Linked DNA regions of Homo sapiens: region 2 is linked to region 1. A link is a contact called in ENCODE Hi-C data. All regions are on one chromosome and are shown on one strand. The core of a region is the stretch at or near the end of the contact, and the rest is flanking DNA. Distances in the headings are between cores, read along the strand shown.

Region 1 (5,727 bases), core at 1,750-4,249:
AGAAAAAAAGAAAAAAAAAAGAAAAGGAAAAAGATGGCAGAGTGCTAGATGATTCCGCAGAGCTTTCTGAGTGAGCACACAGCTGAACGGGTGCATCATGAAATGTAAATTTTGCTGGACTGTAGGATTAGGGAAGCCACTTTCTCTGAAACAAGGTCAAGATAGTTTCAAGAAACTAGCGGTGACATGAGTGGATTGTGTCGACAGCACAAGAACAATTCAATCCTAAGAACACAGAGGCCAAAAAGTGTTTTCAGAAATGGAAGCTGCGTACAAAAACACCCGGCGAGTAGCAGAGGGAGAAAAGGAACTTGCTGTCCCTTCGCTTGGTGAGGTAACAACCAGAGACCCTAAAAAAAATAACATGCTAAGGGCAAGGGAGGAAACTGAAATTTAAAAAATAATGAATCGTTTTGATCACATATTTTAAAATACATTCCTTAATGAAGCCCCATCTGTAAATTTATTTGTAATATTTCACTGAAAAAAGATAAAATTCCAAACATTTTCAGAAAATGAAGAAATCAATAGATTCATTTCCCAGCCTTCAAATTTGTTATGTTATGTATAAATCTCTGTGTAAAAAAGTATCACTCCCACTGGTCCATTCAGAATAGAGAGGTTCAAGATGAAATTATTGAAAAGGAGAAGGAGAAGAAAGCCCCTCCCAAGCAGGTGCTAGAGAAGCCACAGGCCCCTTACCCACGCACAGTGAGACCACTTAGAGCATACATGTCACCAGCTTTCAGCTTCAAGCCAAAATAATTCTGTCTTTTCACAGTATTTTCACAAAGCTTCTCAATGGGACAGGAGGACAAAGAAATTATTCTTCTGAGAATGGTTTTTTTTTCCCGATATGAATAATCTCAGCACCACATCCTCTACAGGAACCAAGAAAATGGTGCGACTCATACAAAAAGGCTTTCTGGATTCCAGATGCAGGGTGTTCCAGAAGTCTAAAATAAAGAAATTGTTGGCAATGTAGAGAAACAGCCATCCAATTTATATGAAAGAGATTCAAGATCAGCTACCGGCTATTACTACATAAACTTATTTGAGGACTAACTTTTCAAGATTGAAAGTGACCTCCCCCCTTTTTGTAGACATTCTAAAGCTAAGGAAATAAACAAAGGATTGGATACCAGTAAGCAGGATTATGAATGAGCAAAGGCTCAATCATAAACAACAGTCCTGAAGATTGGAGAAAAATAGCCCCACTGGGACAGTGGCCCAGAAGGGATCAGAGGACCCATAAGTCTATGCAAGGCCCAGCCATCCAAGAGAGAGGTTAGTCTGCAAAACCTACTATCATGTGTCTATTGGAGGTGGGAAAGAGGTCTGCCTTATAAGGAAAAGCAAGTAATTGAAATTGTCTAAGCCTGTATGTCTTGAAGATTCCACCCTATGAAACGAAGTGTGGACGTTGGAATAAGCAGGTCTTCCACTCAGCGGGCATGCAGGCTGAGGGTGACTGGGGTCCTTTCTGTGAGGGAATCTGACAGGTCGACTGTTCTCGGTAAAGACCAAGGCAGGGTGTTTCTGGGATTCCCTGCTTCTAGCACAGTACCTGGCATCTGGTAAGGGCTCAATATTTACAAACTAAATGAGAGTGAGACTGTCTAACATGGAGAGAGTTCTGGAATGCAATGCCTAGGGCAGGGGTTCTCAAAGTGTGGTTGCTAGAACAGCAGCATCAGCATCACCTGGGAACCTGTTAGAAATGCAAATTTTCAGGTCCACCCAGATCTACTGGGAGCTCTGGGCATGAGGCCAGCAGTCTGGGTTTTACAGAGCCATCTAGGAGATTCTGATGTATGTTAGAGTTTGAGAACCCTCTGACCCAAGGAAGCGGTGGTGTTTCAAGAGTGGAAACCTCCAAAAAGAAAATGAATAAACATATAATATTTTCATATTGCCAGCTTCCTAGGCAATCTGATTTCTCTGGGTCTCTGACTCCCATGACTTGGAACTCCCAACCCCTTTTTTCTTTGCAAGTAGATACAGTGTGATGTTACAGGGGTGCATACACATACTGATCCCCCCTATTTTTTTTTCCTTTTTTTTTTTTTTTTAGATTCAGAGTCTCACTCTGTCACCCAGGCTGGCTGCGACCTCTGCCTCCCAGGGTCAAGGGTTTCTCCCAACTCAGCCTCCTGATATGTGGGATTACAGGTGTGCGCCACCATGCCTGGCTAATTTTTGTATTTTTGTAGAGACGGGATTTTGCCATGTTGGCCAGGCTGGGGTCTCAAACTTCTGACCTTAAGTGATCTGCCTACCTTGGCCTCTCAACGATTCCCCCCTGATTTTTAAGGTATCCAGATTGTTTTGAGATTGACTTGCCTTAAAGTCAGAGATCCTTGTATATATGGATGTGTGTCTGTTTCAGGGCTCCTAGGCTCTTCTCACAATGGCACAGCGACTGTCATAATCTGACTTCACTTGGTTGGCAGGGGAAAGGTAAAATGGTAGCTGTGACTCAGAGCCCTCAGAGCCCTTCTCAGTTTCTATTCTTTTTTTTTTTTTTTGAGACAGAGTCTTGCTCTGTCACCCAGGCTGAAGTGCAGTGGCACGACCTCAACTCACTGCAACCTCCGCCTCCCGGGTTCAAGCAGTTCTCTCTCCTCAGCCTCCCAGTAGCTGGGATTACAGACGCCTGCCACCACGCCCGGCTAATTTTTGTATTTTTAGTAGAGACGGGGTTTTGCCATGTTGGCCAGGCTGGTCTAGAACTCCTGACCTCAAGTGAGCTGCCTGCCTTGTCCTCCCAAAATGCTGGGTTACAGGTGTGAGCCACCATGCCCCGCCCTCAGTTTCTATTCTTTACTAGGTATTTTTTCAACATCTAGGTTGCAGTAATTTTAGCCTCAAGGAGTCTGCCATATCTTCAACTTTCATTCACTCCAGTGCTTCAGCTGTGTGACATTAGCTAGCTTGTGCATCACGAAATATTTTTGATCTGTTTCTTTAAGGGAGAAAGTAGGGGAAATCTGAAGGTTTGATGGACAAGTTCATTTAAGAGGAAGTAAGTTTGCAGATATTAGCTAACTTTCAGTTCTCCTATTTAATTTGCTCCCCTGGCTTGGTTCAATATTGAAATATATATATTCTTTCCAACACAGAGCTTATTATTCTGTAATATATTACCAGGAATCAGCAATCTCCACACAACGCCAGTTTGTGTTCAGTAAGAGGTATTTTGGTTGATGTAGCAATTGTGCTTACATTTGGAGAAAATCTGGAAAAGCAGTTGTCTGTATCAGTAAAATTCATCACTAAAATTAAATGCTTTAATTTTCCTAATGGGCTTGAAAGGGGGAGTGGGAAACCAAATGTGCTTTGAAAAGATAATCTCCTGGAAGAGGAAGTCTGTATGAAGGCTTAATCAAATCTGGGGCAGAAGTTATGTTGCCAAAATTACTAATCATCAGAATGACCCTGCTTGCTCATTAGTGCATTAATAAGTGTGGCCACCCTTCACCTGAGCAGGCTGCTAATCTCCACGGTCAGGCATAATCCATTTCTTCTCCTCTCTCTTCACCTCAATATTAATGGCTTAGCAAAGACCCCTTTAAAAAAACAGAACCCAGAAGGCACTGTTATTTATCACCGAAGATAAATTCATGCAGCTTACAGTATTCATGCCAGAATAAAGAGAGCCAGTAACAGATTTGTTCCTGATGCATTAGAAATGAGCCCCAGTGACAAACTCCTGCTCTCTCCCCAGCAAAGCTGATGTATTGACTAGACAGGTAGATATGAGCTACTCAGGCTGTCTGGGTGCTATGGAAATCATGTCGAGTGCATTTGACCATCGGCAATGGGGCCAGACACGCATGAGGCTCATTCTTATTCCAGCCAGGGAAAAGGCCTCGTCTGCATTTGCCTTTTGCTGAAAGGCTGCCATATTTGTCAGCTCAGACGCGTGTAAGATAAGCTCTGTCCTCGTTATCTAATATTTCACCAGGCAGTGGAACCGAAGGATAAGGACACCCTAATTGCCTACGTGGGCAGCAAAGCTTGAGTGCTGTCAGGCCCAGCACGAAGCCTGGAGCCTGGACAAGAGGAAGTTTACCGCAGAAGTTAATCACTTCATTTGGAAGGAAAGCCCTGAAGGATTTGGACAATTATGGTTTATCCTGGTTCTACAGTGTATCAGGAGACAGATCCAAAGTTCTCACTGCAGAATAATCTTCAGACAACTTGCCTTTCTTCCCCACAGCACACTCTTAACTTAAATTTACCCTAGGATTAAGCACAATAAGAAGTGGTAATATGGAATTATTTGTGCACAGTTAACAAGAAATGAGTATGAGAAAAGACAGGTTTTGTAGCCATCCCTCCACCGAGCCATCCTATGATTCCTCCATTGGCTAAGTCTTCCTGGGCGCCAGGTGCAGTGCTAGTCACCGAGGGGAACAACACGGATGAGCTCCTGTTCTCAGACAAGCTGGAAGTGTCTGGGAAGGAAGAGGAGACAGATAGCAGATAGCTACAAACCAGCTGGGCAGGGCTATCACAGAATCATCACAGCTCAGCTCAGGAGAGGAGAGGAAGCGCCAAGCAGTGGGAAGAAGAGAGAGTGGAAGAAGGCTTCCTGTAGGAGGTGGCCACTCATCTGAGTCTTAAGGGATAAGTAATAATTAGTCAGATGACAGAAAGAGGGGACAAGATTCCAGGGGGAAAGACTGTCATGAAGCAGAGGTTAAGAGATGACAGAGCACAGTGTGTCTGGGACAACCCTAAGCAATTGGAGTCCAGGGCATTATGACGATGAAGAGACCAAGGCAGGCAGAGGCAGACGCCGGTCACAGGCTTTCCCCTGTGGCCCCAGAGCACTGAAGGGTGATGGGAGGCAACGTGGCTTCGGGTGGGCCGGGCTCACCTGCACTCTCAGCAAGATGGGTGTGGGAGATGGGCTAAGGGCGGTGGTGGTCCTCAAGGGAAGCCAGGCTGAGGCTGCGGAGATGGGAAGGGCACGGCAGGCCTGTAGGCAGCTGGGGGAGCAGGGCGAGGTGACCCCGCTCTGTGAGTGGCAGAAAGTGCTCGCAGGTTCCATTCTCTTCCCTCTGAGCCTGACATTCATTAAGCCCTGCCATGCCAGAACTGTGAAAGGCAAAGCGAGAGACACAACAATAAGACTCCGCCAGCAGTGGGGAGCCGCAGCGCCCTGGCTCGGTGACTCAAGCAGGCTTCGGCGCGGCCGGGCCCCCCAACACTACTTGTCAGTGAATGAAAGAGTGAAAACCACACCCTGGTCAAGCCACCGAGCCTCTTTTACTCTAACTTCATATCTTTTGGCAAATATCAATCTTTCTTAAAATTTAATTTATCAGTTGAACGTGGTGATATTATGTTCCTCTAAATATCTCAGCGGCCAAACTCGTTTCTTTCTTTTTGGAACTCTAATAACACTTATTTTTTACAACTCATTTAAAGTTCCCAATCCCATGCATTCTAGTACTACTAACTAGATCTTAGGCATCTCAAAGTTGGTGCCGTGACCACCACGTCCCTCCCCTAGGTCTCGGTAACAAAAGTCAGTCACCACACACGTGGCCATCAGGAGGCCGCCCCAGTCTGTCAGCCATCCTCTCTCCACCTCACCTTGTCATCTGCAGATTTAGACTACAAATATTGCCCTAACAATTTCACAGTGTTTTAGAAAAAAATGAGAGAATATAAAAGAAATACTAAAATATTAAATTACATGTATTTATATATAAT
Region 2 (5,727 bases), core at 1,386-3,885, 550 kb before region 1:
AGTCATTAGTAACCAAATCTCCTATAGATAGCATATTGCATATTCATTTTAATGTATTCTTTTACCTGAGCTCAATTTTTCTTAATTTTATTCATCAAATTTTATACGCTTTAGATAAAAGACACCTTGTAGTTACCATGTGCTCTATGGATCTCTATTTTGTTAGAAATACAGATTTTCAGGCAAAACCCAAGTATATCGTATCAAAATCAGGTTTTTAAATAATATTCCCAGGTGATTCACATGCATATTAATAATTGTTAAGTGGGGGTAATTCTATAATTAAAAGGGAAAAGGTTATATGAGTGTATTTATTTGTTAAAAAGGTACAGAAAAGATTGTATGTTTCAATGTATATACATCTTATCTCATAGAAAATAACTAAAAACAATAATAAAGTGGGGATGGGGAATGAGTTGAAGTAGAAGTTAAACAGAAATGGCACATAATTAGTAGATGTTTAGGCTGAGCATCAGTCTATTATACTACATTGCTTATTGCATATATGTTTAAAATATTCTCTAATAAAATAATTGTATAAAAAGACAAACTTTATCTACAACATTAGCTCTTAAGATTGTGGTTACTTTTGGAGGGGAGGAAAAGAGAAAGTGGTTTGTGTGGCAGAAACAAGGCTAGTTCTATCCTATGCCTACACAAATGTATTTGTTTGTAATAATTTACTGAGCATTATGTTAATGCTTTGGACATATATTTCTGTATGCATGTCATTCAATAAAATTTAAATATTACATATTTAATCTTAACAGAATAATAGCAATGTTTGGTATTGTTTTGTTTGAAAGTGAGGCATTTAGTGTCAGACATCATGAGATGGGTATTAATATTCCAAGGTATTTATTCACATCCTGACTCTTGGGGGTCCCCCTCGATCTTTCATTTTTACCTCAATTGAGTAAGTAGCATGGTTGTAGTTTTGGGGAATGCAATTTTTTACAGCAAAGTCCTTCCTCCACGATAGTACTCACCACGGCCAGGACACTTAGCACAGGGCCCTGTACGTAGTGTGCACTCAGTGTGTGTGGAACTGGTGTGAATCAGAAACAAAACAAGTAGCAGAGGTCAGTTCTGCAAAGGATAGAAAGTAAGTAATCAAGACTGAAAGGCCGCAACTCAGCAGCAAACACTTCTATGTTAATTTGAGAAATAATTTCAACTGGCTCTCCAAAAGATGTTGGTTTAAAGCAGTAACATGGGAGTTGAGCTGTGTGCTATAATCACCCGAGAGCTTTAAATCACACTGTTGCCTAGGTCTCACTCCAGAGATTGACTTAATTACCCCATTGCAACTTGGGTTTGAAGACTTTAAACACTCCTCTACAAGGTTATTGAAATATGCAGCCAAGGGTGAGAAGCATTGATTCAGGGTGAGGAATACATTGGCTGTATGTGATTTTTATGTGTGCTTTAGGGATTTGCCCCATAGCTGCTCCTGAATGTGGGGTCTTAGAAAACATCTTTACCCTTCAAAGCATATTCTGCTGATTGGCTAAATTGCAGCAGGAAAAAATATCAGCAGCTCTGTCTTTATGTCACTTGCCTTCAAAGCAAAAGATTTTTCAGGCACAGTAATTTGATTTAGTCTGTGTTAAAAATCATAAATAGCCTAGAAATACAAAAAAAAAGAGGTGTTCAGGCCTTCACCTCCCTGAGATCGGAGCATCAGAGCCCTCATGGCTGCTGGTTTGAAGTAAAATGTGCTGCAAACATAAAATACACAGCGAGTTTAAAAGATTTAGATCCAAAATATTTATAATTATTTGTTGACCACACATGAAAAATAATATTTTGGGTATAATGGCTTAAAGAGTATTACAAACAATTTCACTTGTTTCTTTTTATTATTCCTATTATTTCTGAGATGGAGTCTTGCTCTGTCACCCAGGCTGCAGTGCAGTGGCACAAACTCAGCTCACTGCAACCTCCACCTCCTGGGTTCAAGCGATTCTCCTGCCTCAGCCTCCCAAGCAGCTGGGATTACAGGCGCCCGCCACCATGCCCGGCTAATTTTTGTATTTTTAGTAGACAGGGCTTCATTATGTTGGCCAGAGTGGTCTCGAACTTCTGACCTCTGGCCTCTCAGAGTGCTGGGATTACAGGCGTGAGCCACCATGTCAGGACTCTTTTTATTACTATTTTTGATCTGGCTAATAAGACATTTAAAATTCACAATAGCTAACGTTTTATTTTTTAGAGGATTGCTTCTCTCTTAAAATCTTAGGTGTCCCACTCCAAAGACCGGCGGCCAGAAAGGTTATGAAATCTGAAATATTAAATAATTGTCATTATATTGCTTCCATTTGTGAACAACGTGTGTGTGTGTTTTATAAACGAACATAACCTTCATAACGTTATACACCACAATGCTAAAAAAATGACCCCTGGGCAGAGCCAGGCGCAGCACAGACAGAAAGCCCTGCCTGAAAGTGACTGGAGCCAAGAGCCTGTCACTCTCGGCTCATTCCGTGCAGTGTATGGTAGCATCTTCTGACACGCAAGGCCTGAGGTCGCGGTGCCTGCACTACTATCCAATCAGGGCTCTGGGGTGGGAACTGTCCAATCAGGCGCGCAGCCAGGGAGGAAGGGGCGGCTTCCGGAATCTGGCGCGGCCTTTGTCTCACTTCAGCCAGAGCGCGGGGTTAGGGCTTCATTGCCTTGTGTCCTCTGCTCCGGGAGACTTCGGTGATTCTGCCACTCACTCCGTCGCTCTGTGACCTGCTGGCATTGAATGATTTATAGCTAAGACTCCAGGACACCCCTGAAGCCGAGAAATGGTGAGTGTGGGGGGCAGGGCGTACCGAGACTGGGGAGGGGGCTCCTTGGAACCGGCTGGACATGGCGGTGACGGGACCTAGTCTGCGAGTCGAGTCTGCAGCTCAGCCCTCAGTCCCCTCCGGTGCAGGGACTCCGGGCGTCCTGTCCTGTCCCTGCACGGCGGCTTTGGCCCCAGCCTGTAGCCCTCTTTGCGCAGCTCTGCGCCCGCAGCCCTGCATCTTCCCCAGGTTGTGAGGTGATGAGGCGAAAGTCATCGGAAAGACGCCGACTCGGTGTGCAGGGTTCCTGCGTGGAAGGAGCTGTGGTCCGTGGGGTCCCCCGTCCCTACCTTACCCTGTTCGGAATTAGACTGAGGCGCCATTAAAACATAGACAGCTTATATGAGTAAACAGTGATTAATTAATGGGACAGCGCTCAGCAATGGTTTGTGGTTGGGGGGCTACTAGAAGGTCTTGAAAGAAAGGCTTGTATAAGGTGTGTGAGGAAGCAAAGACAATTAAATAATTGGGTACAGTTATGTAGTCGCTTTATTTGGAGTGTCTGGGTGGAAATTTCCTGGTTATGTAATCAGGGATTAATTGGAGGTTTGTAGTTGTTTAAGCTTGAATTTCGTTTCCTCCTAAGGTAGTAACTTAGAAAAAAATGCATTTGAGTTAGATTTCTTTTTTTACATAGAGGCCTAGACCACTAGAGCCACTTCAGTCTAAATGACTGCTATGTAATTATTTTAACTTTAATCAAAGACACTGGTTTTCGCCTGCATTTTCCAAATGTGTGGCAAGCAGGGTCTCACATCCACTACTCTGTTCTGCCAGCCTAACCTGGCTTGAAGTAAAATCTTAAATTTCCGGTTTCTTGCTGACATTCCCCAAAGCCAACTTCTACGCTCCCATACATTATCAACTGTTTTTGTCCTTTATTGCACATTTCAGAAACAGTATTTGAATTAATCACTTTTTCACAGAGCAGTGGATGGCAATTTGTAAAATACTTATTTTCTACTTACAAATATTTCACATGAGAAAAAAGCAGAAAATAATCCCCTGGCACTCAACTGTAAAAAATCTTTCTGCTGTTTCTCCTTGTATCCTCCCTTAGCACAAACGCCCTTATTAGGCCATCTTGGGATTGAGGTTTTCGTTGGGAAACTTTATGGGGCAATGTTTCCTTAGCCACATTCGGGCCTTTTTCTAGTCCTGAGTTTTAGAACTGTCTTGAGATGGCCCAAGATACAAACCAGAGCCATGTATTTTGGGAGTTCTGGTGAATAGCAGCCCTTTGGTAATCTTCCAGAGGACACACTGAGGGATGGGAGTGCAGCTTCTCAAAGGAGCAGCTGAATGCCCTGGGGGTGAGAGAAATATCCAGGCTTACCCTTCCTGTAAAAAAAGAATCCCTTGGGATTTTTAAGATTTTTTTTTTTTTTCCCCCAACCCCAGTTTTCATTCCATGGAAACACATTGCTTGTCAGCCAATCAGATGCTGGTATTCAGAGAAAAAGATAGACTATTCCTGTCTTCTGAATTGTCTTATATTTGCGAAGGGAGAGAAACTAACCTGAAGGACAAGAAAAACCCACCCCAGGGAGGCAGTGCAAGAACCTGCAAAGCAAAAAGCACAGTGGGGCACAGTGCAGTGTCTCCTGGGAGGGTGGGCATTGAGCACTTCAGTGAGGAGTATGGGGGTGATAGAAAGTCCCAAGGGATAAGGTGGCCTGATTTGACACTTGAGTCATATGTCCCTGTTCCAGAAAGCACTGCCACTCCCTGAGTTTGTCCCCCTGTATAGATTTGCTCACTTATTTCAACTTCGGTTTTTTTAATTAACTGTAAATTGGATCTCAAAGGATAGGCAGAAAAGGGCTTTTAAAAAAAGTTGGAAAGAGCAAATAAGATTAGAAGGAAGGTGAGAGAGGGTGGGCAGAATGAAGTGTGGCAAAATCAGATTCTAAATCAGAGAGCGTTCAACCCTGAAGTCAGCTTTTTCTTAGGAGGTTAATAAAGAGAGATTGAATGTTGAATCAGGCTGAGAATAGGTCAAAGTTCAGGGATCTGAACAAATAGGCTTTTTTTTTTTTTTGACCATCGGAGATGAAATTGTTCAGCCAATTGTATATGAGAAAAAAATGGAAATGTGTGGTCCATGTCTGACTCTGTGATAGGTTTAGAAAAAAAGAAGAGAGAGTATTATTGAAGTCACAATGGGAAGGGTGTCTCTTTTCGTTAAGCTGATTTCGGAGAACAAAAAGCATGAGGAATTTTTTGTCACAGCTATTTAGCAGAATTACCTACCTGCCCCAGCTTTCACCACCACTTTTTCTTGCCCTATGCATCTCTTCCATGTGGCTGTTCCTGAGCTGTATCTTCAATAATAAACTGGTATATGTAAGTACAGTGCTTTGCTGAGTTCTGTGAATAGTTCTATCAAATTATTGAGCTTGAGGAGGGGAATGTGGAAGCCCTTGATTTGTAGGAAGTAGTTGAGAAATAAAGATGGGTATCCGGAGGCATGTGACTGGCATCGGCAGTGAGGACAGTGTTATGGGACTTAGCCTGAACTTGTGGGATCTATGCTGACTCTGGGCGGTGTTGGAATTGAGGTGTTGGACAGCTAGTTGGTGTTGGATAATTGGTTGGTGTTCAGCAAACTCCTTACGTTTTGTGTCAGAAGAAAGACATCACTGGGGCCTGGTCTATAAGGAGACTCCAGGTGTCTGAGGGAAGTGAGGCTTTGTTCTGCACACAGGCTTGTCGTCACCCTGTGCGTTGTCCTGTAATTCCAGGTCTCCTCCTACTGTGAGATGGAACGAGAGCTTAGAGTGAAGGAGCTCTGAGAACCTATTCCCTCCCCTGACCCTGCTGCCAGCCCCTACATGCTTCTAACCCACTCCTGAACATACCCACTAAAAATTGATCTGGCTACACTCCTCCC

Evidence for each region. Hi-C counts contacts between places; a loop is a spot of excess contacts on that map. Pooled maps may share reads with other maps.
Region 2: a pooled map shows a loop between it and region 1 (9-fold over the local background). The contact joins the promoter of ZNF519 here to the enhancer-like site in region 1. A Hi-C loop is called at or near these places in 6 of 50 pooled maps.

What each region holds. Positions count from the first base shown.
Region 1 is chr18:13,583,208-13,588,934 of GRCh38, reverse strand. The region is part of intron 4 of LDLRAD4 (low density lipoprotein receptor class A domain containing 4); the gene reads right to left. Among named protein-coding and RNA genes, the nearest start is that of MIR4526, 25 kb to the left of the region's middle. Within about 2 kb of position 2,999, at least 3 of the 41 ENCODE cell types and tissues checked have a DNase peak (open chromatin) inside an H3K27ac peak, as active enhancers do.
Region 2 is chr18:14,129,343-14,135,069 of GRCh38, reverse strand. ZNF519 (zinc finger protein 519) reads left to right here and starts at 2,635. Exons shown (of 3, transcript NM_145287.4): 1 at 2,635-2,795. The coding sequence starts at 2,793. RefSeq lists a silencer at 2,375-2,434 and enhancers at 2,685-3,024, 2,927-3,448.